2 separate regions of the Homo sapiens genome follow, and region 2 is linked to region 1. A link is a contact called in ENCODE Hi-C or POLR2A ChIA-PET data. All regions are on one chromosome and are shown on one strand. Each heading gives the region's core, a stretch centred on a gene start or an enhancer-like site at or near the end of the contact. The rest is flanking DNA. Distances are from core to core; before and after follow the strand shown. Region 1 holds the start of SLC7A8 (solute carrier family 7 member 8). Region 2 holds the start of HOMEZ (homeobox and leucine zipper encoding).

Region 1 (6,649 bases), core at 1,460-3,959:
CGGGAGGCGGAGCTTGCAGTGAGCCGAGATCGCGCCACTGCACTCCAGCCTGGGCCACAGAGCGAGACTCCGTCTGAACAAAAAAAAAGAATACCTGAACCTATATTGGGAAGGGCGAGCCAGGCTGAGGCAGGAAGGATGTTTAATTGTGCTTGTGTGCCTGTGGGCGTGCGCATCTGTGTATAAGTCAGAACCTTCCTAGAGGGGGAAAATGCTTAATTCTGTCAGTCAAATTGGTGAACGGGCTATTTATAGACCTTAAACTGGCATGTGCTATACATACTGAATACTTGGCTGTTCTCATTTCTTTTGAACAATTGAGATAAAGTAAAGGAGAGGCAAAAAAAATGTCATGAGAAAAAGTAAAGAGAGATTCAGATCATGACTACAATTTTTCTTATAACATTATCTTTCTTATAACTGTAGATGGCCTGGAAAACTTCCCAGAGTCAGGGAATCACATAAAATAGGATTCCAGGGTGTAGGAGGAGTTGGTGGGGGTGGGGGGGGGATGGGATTTCATTTTAGAGACTGAAGAGAGCTTGGTCACTGAAGTTCTGGGTGTAGAGGTGAAGAGGATTATCTGAATACTGCACTGATTTTATTTGATTTCAAGAGTGCTCTCCAGTGTCACTATTGCTCAGATGCCAAAATATCTCTGAGCTATTGCATAGAACATGGCGTCAGCCAGAGAAACTGGTTCAGGGGCACCAGGACACAACGAGCTCTCATAAAGGAACTCTGGAGAGATGACAAAGAAGCATATCTATGCCTGACCGTCCTGCACTCCTTTTTCTGGGAAGAAAGTAAAGCCCCCTACCAAAGATAGCAGAACAATCTCTCACTCTGAAGTGAGGGCAGGAATAGTGAGCTATTGCCTGCCATCCATCTCCAAGGCTTCTCTGGAAAGAGGATGTGCTGTCTAGAGACGAAGCTGTATTTGGGACTCCTGCCCTGCAAAGTACATTCAGGGGGTTTGAGTGGCCTGCACTGGCACTCTTGGGGCCACCCAGGTTCCCCACCTTCAGCACCTCCCAGCTAGGACACATATTTTACCCATCAGTTCCTCCTCAACTCCATATTCTACACATTCTAGTTACTCCTGATTCCCTCTGAGAGCTTCACCGGGTCCTCCGTGGCTGTTAAGAAACAGGTGGACCCCACCAGGCAACTGGAGAAACTGCAAACTCTCCACTTACCGAGAGGCACAATCTGTCCCCTCTTTTCTTCCATAACTTCCCCATCTGTGAAATGGGAATAACAGCCCTGTCACAGCTACTTCACACAGTAAAAGTGCTGCATAAGGTGGAAAACGCTAAAATAAAAAGGCAGGGCATTGCTCTTGCTATTTTTAATACCTATCCCATAGTTTCATTTAACATAAAACTGCAAAATAGCTACCAAATATACCTTAAAAGCCCATCCCCAGCCTGGGAATAATAGCTGCATACAAACTTGTTCAGGTCCCTCAGTCCCTCCTTAAACCTATTGAACTAGAACCTCCAAGTGTCGAGACCAGGACCTGTATTTTTAAGGAGTTCCCAGGCAATGCTAATCATCAGCCGGGTTTCTGACCACGATTTGCTCCATTCTATGAACACTGGGCAGAATCTTTGCCTGGTTTGGAGGAAGAGATGTATGATGTATTTCCTATGCCTCTCAAACTTGACCAGTGGAGGTGAGTTACAGCTCAGGTGACTGACAATCCTTTTCTAAGGAATAGGAAGAACAATAATGCTTTCGAAGGGTTAAGATCTCACAGGAGGACCACCAGAGGGGAGAGGAGGGGTCCGCGGGAAGGAATGGAACTCACCTACGATGATACCACAGGCACTGACCAATCCGATCTCTTTCTTCAGGGCTACTCCGCCCCCTCCGGAACCAGCCTCGGGGCTGGCGTCCGACTCGCCCCCACCTGGGTGTTTCTTTTCGGTGTTGTTTCGGTGCCTGGCTCCTTCTTCCATCCTTCTCAGTAGGATTGCAACCTCAAAAGCTGCCTCCCTTTCTAAATGCGTATTCGTGTAAATATATTGGGAGAGAGCTTTGAATTAGAACGTCCTTTTCCGAAATAGGAACCACTGCTACTCTCTAAAAAAGGCAAGCAGATAAAAGAGAACACGAAAAATATTCCTACTCCGCATTCACACTTTCTGGTCACTCGCGTTTACAAACAAGAAAAGTGTTGCTAAAAAAAAAAAAAAAAAAAAAGGCCAGGGGAGACATACATTTAAATATAAAAATAGAACTGTGCCAGCGACTCCGGCTGGAATTCTGCTGAAAGGGATGTGTCTTCAGAAACCAGGATGGTTCTGCTCTGTGCACCAGGCAGTGGCTTATTCAGAAAGTGAGCCTGGATTTCCCTTCACCTCTCCCCCTAATAAAACAGGAGACTGCCTTTACCTCCCCTTAGTTTTTTCTTTTATGATGAAGACAAAAGTAGTTTTCATTAACGGTAGGAAAAAAGAGCAATCCTCAGGTACTTTCTTCTCTTCTAGAAAAACAAACTGTGAACCTGACGGTGTTGCTCTAGATCTGGTTTCCACCTGCTTTGGGTTTCTTTTCCCTTCCCCGTCTTCTGCTTCCGCCTTTCCCAGGTGTCCTCTTCTTTCTCGCTGGTCTTCGTGCCCTTGTTTTCCTCTTTTCGATCCCCGTTCTACTGCACAGCCGGCCCCATCCCTCTGGTTTCGGGAGAGTGGCTTCTCCACACACTAACGTGCTTCTCTTTAGCGAGGGGTTTTATTCGCCCGCCGAGGCTCCGCCCCTGCCTCCTCTGCTCCCCTCCATCCTCAGTCCCGTCTCCTCCCTCCTCTGCAATTTAAGTATTAGCACAAAGCCCCCAAACAGCACTGAGAAAATGGACTAAGTTATTTCTTTTTGCAATCGTCTCTCGCTTTCTCCATCTTTCTCCTTGCAACCAAGTGGAAGTAAACTCCTTCCACGTCAACTGTTCCGGGAGAGCTCATTAGCTAGTATAATGTTACAGGTCATACAGCATCTGTGAGCTTTATAAATCAGGGAACAGTTGTGCCGATACTTTTAATGCCATCAGAAATAAACTAGCCAATGTATTAAAAAATATTTAGGACTGGATCCTGTATTTGAGAATACAGGAGAGAACGTTGAAAGGACATCATCTTCGAGTTTCCTAAAAATAGGGGGAATCGACGGGTGGGGGAGGGAAATGGAAGGAATTAACAATGGGAAAAAGGTTCTTTTAGCGTAATTGTGAGCTACGAAGAGTACAGAGGAAACAAAATCGCCAGGCGCGGTGGCTCACGCCTGTAATCCCAGCGCTTTGGGAGGCTGACAGGGGAGGATCACGTGAGCCCAGGAGTCTGAGACCAGCCTGTGCAACAGAGCGAGACCCCGTCTACTAAAAATTTTAAAATTAGCCGGGTGCAGTGGTGCAGGCCTGTAGTCTTAGCTACTCAGGAGGCTGAGGCTGGAGGATTGCTTGAGCTCAGGAGGTCAAGGCTGCAGTGAGCTATGATGACGCCACTGCACTCCAGCCTGGGAGGTAGAGCAAGACCCTGTCTCAAAAACAAAACAAAACAAAAAGCCAGAAAAACCACATGCACATACAAAAAGATAAAAAACAAAATCACCAGGTAGCCTTGTTGTTCACAGCTCTTATTTAGGACTGGCTGAAACATGAAAAAAAATGACTCAAACCCTGATCCTGCAACTTCTAATATTTTTGCATTTATAAACTATTTGAAAAGCACACATGGGGAATTATCAGTATATCGCTGATCATGAAACATACTTGTTGATGTTAGAATAACTAGCTTATTACCATATCGAAATGATGCCTCCACTTTCTTGAAGAATTTCACTCAGAAACTGCTGCCTTAAGGTGAGAGCAACAATGTCTATTTATAATTGTAAATTATTTCGAAAAAACAGCATGAAGCAATATAGTGGACAACACTATAAGTCTAAAATAAAGTTATTTTTAGCCTTATTAAATATATTATGCAAAATTATTTAATTTTAAAGTGGGCCTAAAAAATTAAGTTCCCCCAAACTGACCCCTAACTACAAAAATTTGGCCTCACTTTCTGGAAAATGTTCCAAAAGATTTTGGGTTTTAAGGAAAATAAATACTTAATTCCTTAAAATGAGGTTTGTTGAGCTATCATAGCAAAAGCTTTTTCAAATGGGGTAAAGTCCAATCAGCAGTCATCTGCCCCCTTGATCACTCAGCAAGTATTAAGAGGTTTCAAAGGTTGGGAGGAACTTCCTCTCCTCCTTTTGCTAGTTCAAGACACAGCAAATTGAAAGACTCAGCAAAAAAAAAACAACAAACAACAACAAAAAAAACCAGACAAGGCAGGGAATATATAGCACGAAACTCCATGGGAGGGAATGAGTCATGGGAAATGAAAAAATGTCGAATTTGCCTCTAGCCTTTCCTGACAACCTTAGAAAGCACTGAGGAAAAATTTGATAGATTCATTTGTATACATTCAGATTTGAAGACTTCTGCTCCGATTTCAACATCACCATATAAAACAAATAATGTTTCTGCTTCTTAAACGTGAGTTCTTTCAGTAATATTTGGTAGTTCTAATTTATATGATGCAGACTTAATGTGGGATAAAACATGAATGTGATGAATTTGAGGTCTCTTGCTAAAACCAGTGCAAACTGATAACGATATGGTAAGCTTTAGCCCTCTCAAATTATGAACTAAGAAGCTAAGGGGGTTATGGGATCAAATACGTTCTTGGAATACAGCGGTACTAGGTGCACACGTTGGAAAGGAAGAGTTGCTGAAGATTAGTATTTCTATTTCTTTAGCACTTGGAATTTATAAGTGGCTTATTACCATTGATTACTGGTGCGATGTAATATCTAGGAAAGGGGCTGGGCACGGTGGCTCATGCCTGTAATTCCAGCACTTTGGGAGGCCGAAGCAGGTGGAGTGCTTGAACTCAGGAGTTCAAGACCAGACTGGGCAATGTGGTGAAACCCCATCTCTACAAAAAATACAAAAATTAGCTGGGTGTGGTGGCTCACGCCTGTAATCCCAGCTACTCAGGAGGCTGAGGTGGGAGGATCGTGTGAGCCATGGAGGTTGAGGCTGCAATGAGCCAAGATCGCACCACTGCACTCCAGCCTGGGTGGCAAAGTGAGACCCTGTCTTTAAAAAAACCAAACCAAAACAAACAAACAAACAAAGCTAGGAAAGGAATCTCCCCACTTTCAAAGGGAGCATTATTTATATTAAGTGCCTCTCTGTAGGTTGGAATCTTTTTGTGACATAAACTCTTAAGTGTGTCAAAATTCCAGGTGACTAACATTGAACACAAGAGAGAAAGAAAAGCCTTGGTGTAATATGTTGACAAAAATCTGTAAAAAATTACAAACTAATGTTTATTAAATTTTGAGCATTTTTTTTTTTTTTGAGAAGGAGTCTCGCTCTGCTGCTCTGGCCGGACTGCAGTGGTGCGATCTCGGCTCTCGGCTCACTGCAACCTCTGGCTCCTAGGTTCAAGTGATTCTCCTGCCTCAGCCTCCTAAGTAGCTGGGATTACAGGCACCTGCCACCATGCCTGGCTAATTTTTGTGTTTTTAGTAGAGACGGGGTTTCACCCTGTTGGTTAGGCTCGTCTTGAACTCCTAACCTTGTGATCCACCCGCCTCGGCCTCCCAAAGTGCTGGGATTACTCTATTCTGCATTTGCCTTTATATTTTTATTCTATTCTCTACGTTTAAATAGTGCTTTATAGCCCACAAATGGTTTTCTGAACAATATCTCAATTTTTTTCCTCCTCATGTAGTATCTTGGGCAGACGAGGCAGTTATCTTAAAGATTTTAAAAATTAGAAACCTGAGGCTTAAAGAAATATTTTACCTGAGGTAAAAAACAAGACAGTCTATTTGAGGGCAAATGGGAGATTGATAGTTTACACTGAGCACTTTTTCAGGATGCTATAGCTACTGGTCAAAGCCTCAATTTCTTTCACCTGAGGGAAACTCTGTGTTTTTGCTTTGGTGTCTTAACTGTGCCTTTTAGAGACTCACCTTGATCCTAACACTTATCTGCTCAGTGAGACCCACAGGACTTCACCTGGGCCCCCCCAACATTTGTCACCCCCTTCGCACAGTCCTCAGTGTGGCCATATCCCAAGTACGTAGTACAATTCTGTTTCCAATATCGGAGCCACTGTTTCAGCTGTTTTGCGTGCTTCAGATCAGAAGAAATTGATCCCTTTAACTAGGGAAAATTATGGATGAAAGGCCGTTTTCTTACAAATATGGATTTAGAAAGAGAAAGGCTGTGCGTAGCTGACACCTACTGGACAGAAAAGGTTATGGCTTGGGACATGCTGCTTGTGATAGTTAAAACACAAACACACACAACCCCCACGCAGTCATGTTCTAATATTCCCCTACTCCCCCCTTTTTTAGAGACAAGGTCTCACTCTGTCACCCAGGCTGGAGTGTAGTGGCACAATCACAGCTCACAGCAGCCTCAAACTCCTGGGCTCAAGTGATCCTCCCGCCTCAGCCTCCCGAGTAGCTGGGACTACAGATGTGCGCCACCACACCCGGGTTAATATTCCCTTTCAGAGACAAGTTAGACGTGTCTGCTAATGCAAAGGAATAGAGCACAAAGCTCATGCACTCCATTCCTGATTTT
Region 2 (6,649 bases), core at 3,702-6,201, 100 kb after region 1:
GCAATGTGATCGCAGGGATTTTACACCATGATTTTTAAAATTCAGAAGCATTTTAATACGTGTCACCATTTCCTTTTAACAAGCAAATCTAACTAACTGAGGCCACGCAGACCCTGAAAGCAATACTGCTTGAAGAGCCCCTTAAGAGGGTCAATGGAGGCAGCATGGCATGACGGGTAGAAATATGAATTCTTCAATAAGGCCAACCTCTGAGTTTGAATCCCGGTTCTGCCACTTATCAGCTATGTGATCTCAGGCAAGTTACTTAACTTACATGAGCCTGGTTTCCTCCTATGTAACAAAGTGAAGACAGTGCAGAGAGTACGTAAGAGTACTACGTGCTAGGTGTTATGCATAGGCAGGGCATAGAGCAAATGTTAGGGGATGGATGTCCGGGGTGAGACAAATTAATGCAACTCCACTTCCTAGAATGCTGCTTGTCCTCAGGCAGTTATTTAACTTCTCTAAGTCTTAGTTTCTCATGAGAAAAAAAGCACCTTGGGCCGAGCGCAGTGGCTCATGCCTGTAATGCCAACACCTTGGGAGGCCAAGGTGGGCAGATGGTTTGAGCCCAGGAGTTTGAGGCCAGCCTGGGCAACATGGTGAAACTGTCTCTACAAATAATAATAATAATAATAATAATAATAATAATAATAATACAAAATATTAGCTGGGCATGGTGGCGCAACTGTAGTCCTAGCTACTCGGGAGGCTGAGGTGGGAGGATTGCTTGAGCCTGGGAGGTGGAGGTTGCAGTGAGTCGAGATTGTGCACTGCACCACAGCCTGGGTGACAGAGACCCTGTCTCAAAAAGAGAAGAAAAAAGCAAAAAAGCACCTACCCAGCAAGTTTATGACTAAATGAAAAAGTGCACTTGACATTATAACTAGAACAAAGTAAGGGCTCAATAAATAGCAGCTTTTATCATGACTTCAACTTCATGGAGGTGATTTTGATGTGAAGTAATGCTCCTCCTAGACAATGGGGTAACTGGGACAAAGACTGAATCATTTAACATTCACTGTTTTCAATCTATTTTTGCAGAGCCCTAATTCTAGTTAGCGATGAGGAAACCAGTGTATCTGTGATTCTATACTTTTACATTTTGGGGTTTAAATACAATTTCAGAATGTATTTGCCACTTAAAAAAATGTATGAAAACCAGTGCTTTAGAACTGCATCCATAATTTGGATCCTTTGTGATCGGTGTGTCAGTTGCCTATGTGATAGTTCCACCTTTCGCCTTCCAGGTTCATCCAGGACACAGCTGAAATGGCCTGGGAGGCACTGCTTGCATGGCCAGGTGCTAAACTACCATTTACAAATTGTGGCCCACCGAGAACACCACCAAATCCAAGCTGGAGAACACTTTATGATGGCAATGCTTGACGTCTACTTAACCTCATTTGTGTCCTATTATATAAAGACACAATAACACTTTAGAGATAAGGAAAATAAAGCATAAGGAACAAAGCAGTCCAGTGTGAGGATGAATACTGCCAGATGGGAATATAAGGCAGGCACATTTATAAGTATTAAAAGCTGTAAGGAAGCATTTTACTTTCGTTTAGGTGGCTTGATGTCCTTCACATTCTCGGCATCAGCTTGATATTTCAGTGTAACATACAGTACTGCAAACAACATATTTGGTGTACTATATGCATTCAGTTTTCACTTACACAAAACACCAGTTATGGAACACTTCCTGAAACAGAATGGTGGCTTAAATCAAGGCACAGCTGTATAGCTGGTACTTCCCTGGAAGAATCTGGCTTTGAACTAAGAGAAAACCACAACCAGAATGGCTCATGAGAATTATAACAGGTAGGGTAGACCCTATAGTAATCAAAATCATAATAAAGACACTAGAGTATCTTGTGTTCTTGTGTGTCCATTTTGGATTGAGTAGAAAAAGAAGAGAATCAAAAGCTGAAGTGAGGAGTCCTAGCGCAGAGGAGGTAGTGGTGGTGGTGGTGGTGAATATCTATTCTGAACAACTTCTAAATTTGTATCCTTATTAAATATGCCAGATATGTCCCATTGCTACTTAAAAATCACTAATAAAAATATATGGAGTCATGGCTGGGTGCAGTGGCTCATGCCCGTATTCCCAGCACTTTGGGAGGCAGGAGGATCACTTGAGCTCAGGAATTCAAGACTAGCCTGGGCAACATAGCGAGACCTCGCCTCTACAAATAAATATATAAATTTTAAAAATTGAAAAAAAAATTCTCTCTCTCTCTCTGAGACAGTATAACACCCTTCTTTCCCCTTGGGCTTTCCATATCCCTGGACAGATGGAAGACAAGAACGGACTGTCTTAAACTTCCAGTTTCTGTGTTTACACAGTCCTAGGAAAAAGAGGACTCTAGAACTTTAGGTTTGAACCTAGGCTTATCGTTAAAGTAGGAGACAGTTAAAGTGGGAGGCGAGGCTGGGTCTAATGGCTCACGCCTGTAGTCCCAGCACTTTGGGAGGCCGAGGCGGGAGGATCACTTGAGGTCAGGAGTTCGAGACCAGCCTGGCTAACATGGTGAAACCCCGTCTCTACCAAAAATACAAAAATTAGCCGGGCATGGTGGCATGCGCCTGTAGTCCCAGCTACTGGGAAGGCTGAGGCAAGAGAATCGCTTGAACCTGGGGGGCGGACGTTGCAGTGAGCCAAGATCACGTCACTGTACTCCAGCCTGGGGGACAGAGTGAGACTCTGTCTCAAATAAATAAATAAATAAAAGTGGGAGATGAGATATGATCCTTTAGAATTCCCTAAATCTTTATTTAGAGACAATCTGAAGCACTCCTGAAATGTGTTTGGGGATACAGTTTTAAGGGCCTTAAAGACTTATAGTGATATTCAGCTTATATGCTTCTTAACTTTTTAGTTCATGAACCTCTTTGAGAATCAGACAAAAGTTACAGACCCTCAGAAAGTTATGACTAACCTTCCCAAAATAAACATTCACACTTACACAATAAACTCAGGGGCTTTAGTTGCTGCCAAGAAGCCAGGTTAAGGCTTACTGCCTCATATCCTTCCAACTTAACAAAGGCAATAGTGATAATCACTTAAAGATGAACAGTTTGATGTGAATGAACGTAAAGAGTTGATGGAATACTCAAGAATTCAAGTGCGTCTAGAAGGGACAAAGTATTTGTGATATTAGTTGGAAAGAGTGGAAGGGAGGGATGCTCAACTGGGCCAGGAGCCTGGCTTAACTGAGCCACTGGATTACATGACCAATACCCACAGTACACTGGAAACTAAAGGCTAAGTAGGCTGCTACTAGTGCGCCAAAATCATCTGCTTCATTCAGTTGTCCTGTGTCCTGGGGCCAGTTTTGTGTGATTACAAACCTGCTTATGTCCATATTTTTCAGTGTCTATATAATAATGTAATTAAACCTCATGTTAAACCTATGAAAAATCACTGCATTAAAAATTGTTTCTTCAGGAATACTGATTTTTAAAAAATTGCTCCTATGAAAACTAAGTCAAATGTTTTGGAGAGACATAACGCAAGGAAGAGTATGCATTTTAAAAATTGTTGAGTTGGGAGTGAGCAAGACAACTGTAAAAGATTGAGCGGTGGGACTTAATCTCAAAAGTACTCTGCACTCAGAAGTGTCTAAATTCATACTTCACTTTAAATAAAGCAAAACGGGAAACCAAAGATGATGAAAGTGCCTGAGTGGCTCTCAGACTGCACACTAGAATTACCTGGGAAGCTTAAAAACCAGGCCACCCTCCTTCCCATTCAGGTTCAATAGTCTGTACTGGGGTCCAGGCATCCAAAGTTTTTAAAAGTTCTCAGGGTACAGCCAGGTTTGAGACTCCCTGTGTAGTTAATACTGGAAAGAGAATTGGGAACTCTGAACAGCAGTCTTAGACACAAAAACAGTCTCACCACTACATCAAAAGATTGGTGAAATGGATATACTTTTAATTATAATGTTTAAGATATGTATGCATTATCTTTAAAATTCCCAATCTGGCTTTTTCAATTACTACCAACTAACCGAATCATGTAATATAAAAGGGCTTCAAGTGTATGATGGGAAGGAGGTTCACATGACAAAAAAAAAAAAAATCTCCTGATAGGGGCCCACATTACCAAACAGGTCTCAGCTTGAGTCTTCTTTCAGTTTAGGAGTCTCAGAATAGGACGCAACACTAGGAACCCCAGAGGACTCAGGTTCTCAGTTTCCTGGTTGGTTCTCTTAGTATGGCTGGGTACGGGAGTCAGAGGGGCAGTTTCTTCTAAACCTTTCATTCCCAAAGGCCACTGATCCCCAGAAGCAAGGCCAGGTTCTGCACGTGTGTTGAGGTCGCCAGGAGGTAGCCGTGGGGGTTGGGGGTTTGTGTGGCGGGGGGGCCTGGGAAGGAAATGTTTCTCCTATCCTCCATTTCACAGGCAGTCCAGAAGGCTCCGAACTGGGTCAGGGAACAAAAAGTTATTGCACTTGGGACGATAAGCCCCATGAGGCAGGCGAATCTCAATCCTACTCTCGCCAAGGGCGCCCCAACCCAACCTTCTTGCCCTCCCCTACACAGACACTCACCCTCCCCTAGTTACAACAGGGGAGGGAACCGAAAAGTCCAGAGGAGAAAAAAGAGAGAACCGGGCCACTTCGAACCTAGAATTATCCCCCCACCAGCGCGGGGATGGGGCTCCAGAGGTGGGAGACCGTACACGAGCTGGGAGGGGAAGTCCAAGGGGCTGGGGATCACTCACCGCAGTCCAGCCCGGGCGGCGGCTCCCAGCCTCGCACCATGGGCCGGGGGGAAGTGGGGGAGAGGGCAGGGGGCCTCCGAGTGGGAGTGGGGTTGCTGCCCGGTGCGGCCGCTCCGAGCCCACCCCAGCGATGGCCGAAACCGGGACTGCCCCCCCCACCGTCCCCGGGAGCGCGCCGGTCTACCCAGCCCTGCTCGAGCAAGTTGGAGGCGGGGCGGATGGGTGGGGTGGGCGTCCAGAGGCGGTGCCAAGGTGGCCCGAGTCCTGATTGGTAGGCGCAGGCGGGCGGGCACGGGCGAAGCGCACTGGGCTGGCCATTGGCTGCGTGGGTCTCGGCTGAAGTCAGGTATTGGCTGCGTGGGCCTCAGCTGGGGTCATCTATTGGATGCGTGGGGCAGGGAAGATGTCCCCTGGGGCCAAGCTGCAGTGCATGGTACCTCCCCCTACCGTCGACCTATCGGCGCCGGACCTTTGGAATACACCGGACCAGGATCCTTCCGAAATTCCCCAAGGAGGGATACTGCACTTTGCTGAACTGTCTGGACCGCCAACAACTCCCAATTTGTTTCCTTCTGAAGGAAGCCCTCCAGGAAGACCTTTTCAGTGCCCCCTCCGGAGCCATACAAACGAGCTGCGCCTTTCCCAGCCGAGAGCCCAACCGCCACCAGCAGCGTCAGCTGTAACAAAGCGCCTAAAGCAACTGGGAACTTGTTCTCGAGAGGGATCAGATGTCTTGCCACCCGGAAAGACGAGGACCTTAGGAGCCTGCGGGCGACTTAGGCCGTTCCCCGGGTCAAACTGGCACCAGACAGATGTTCCCAAAGACGAAGTGCTGGAGCAGTCACCTCATTGGGACCTACCAGACCCTCAGGCTCCCCTCCCTGCCCTAGAAAAGAGGACGCGGAGCTCTCCATAGTATTTGTTTTTCGCTAGCTAGAAAGGGATGAAGACTGAGGTGGGAGAATGACTTGATTTCAAGAGTTCGAGGCCAGTCTGGGCAACATAGCGAGACCTTGTCTCAAAAAAATTTTTTTTAACTTACAAAAAGAAAGGGATGCCAATAAAATGGACTTCAACAAAGCAGTATCCCACACAGTATGAAGTTATGGGCCAAAATTTGTATTTTAGGATTCCCCATCTTCTGTGAGACAGAGTAACAAATGTAAGAAGACAGGCTTGCTCAATTCTGTTTGGCAACATAATTTCACAAAGCCTCTGACTCTGACGTCTCTGGAAAGATCCTTTGAAGACAAAACAGGATAGGGCACACAGTCCTCTATGTCTCTTGCCTGAGTCGCTATATTCCTTAAAAGATAAATGGGCTGGGCGCAGTGGCTCATAAACCTAATCCCAACGCTTTGGGAGGCCAAAGAGGGAGGACTGCTTGAGGCTAGGATCCAAGACCAGCAAGGGCAACATAGCGAGTCCCTGTCTCTACAGAAAAATTTAAAAATTAGCTGGACTTGGTGGCATGCACTTGTAACTACTCAGGAGGCTGAGGCAGGGGGATCATTTGAGCCCAGGAGTTGTAGGCTGTAGTGAGCTATGATTGCACCACTGCACTGCAGCCTAGGCAACAGAGTGACACCCTGCCTCTAAAAATTTAATAATAATAATAATAATAATAATAATAATAATAATAAAAGATAAATGACCCTAGTCCTTGCCTTTTCCTGCACATAAGATGATGTCTAATGGGGTTAGGGATGTTGCCTCTGTAATCTATAACCAAATGTTCTCTTACACCCAAACTTTTATGTGATTCTGCTTTAATGTAACTTATGAGCAAATTTGAGGTAACTTCTGAGCACATACTGAACCCCCACTACCTGTATGTAAGCTGTAAATTAAAATACCGTCAGAGCAGTCTGAACCTTTCTATTTAAAAAAATTTATTTTTATTTTTATTTTATTTTT

Evidence for each region. Hi-C counts contacts between places; a loop is a spot of excess contacts on that map. ChIA-PET counts read pairs that join two places held with the same protein, here RNA polymerase II (POLR2A). Pooled maps may share reads with other maps.
Region 2: a loop to region 1 is called in a map of gastrocnemius medialis, with 2.9 times the contacts of the local background. The contact joins the promoter of HOMEZ here to the promoter of SLC7A8 in region 1. A Hi-C loop is called at or near these places in 8 of 168 maps with a recorded cell type or tissue (IMR-90, MCF 10A, PC-9 and 5 more), 2 of 37 single-sample maps with no recorded cell type and 18 of 50 pooled maps. POLR2A ChIA-PET finds 5 or more read pairs at or near these places in 6 of 52 experiments (A673, PC-9, RWPE1 and 3 more).

What each region holds. Positions count from the first base shown.
Region 1 is chr14:23,180,951-23,187,599 of GRCh38, forward strand. SLC7A8 (solute carrier family 7 member 8) reads right to left here and starts at 2,710. Exons shown (of 11, transcript NM_012244.4): 1 at 1,814-2,710. The coding sequence starts at 1,964. It also overlaps a transcript of RNF212B not described here.
Region 2 is chr14:23,281,181-23,287,829 of GRCh38, forward strand. It overlaps HOMEZ (homeobox and leucine zipper encoding), which reads right to left and starts at 4,952. Exons shown (of 2, transcript NM_020834.3): 1 at 4,733-4,952. The coding sequence starts at 4,772. RefSeq lists a silencer at 4,682-5,091 and an enhancer at 5,182-5,461.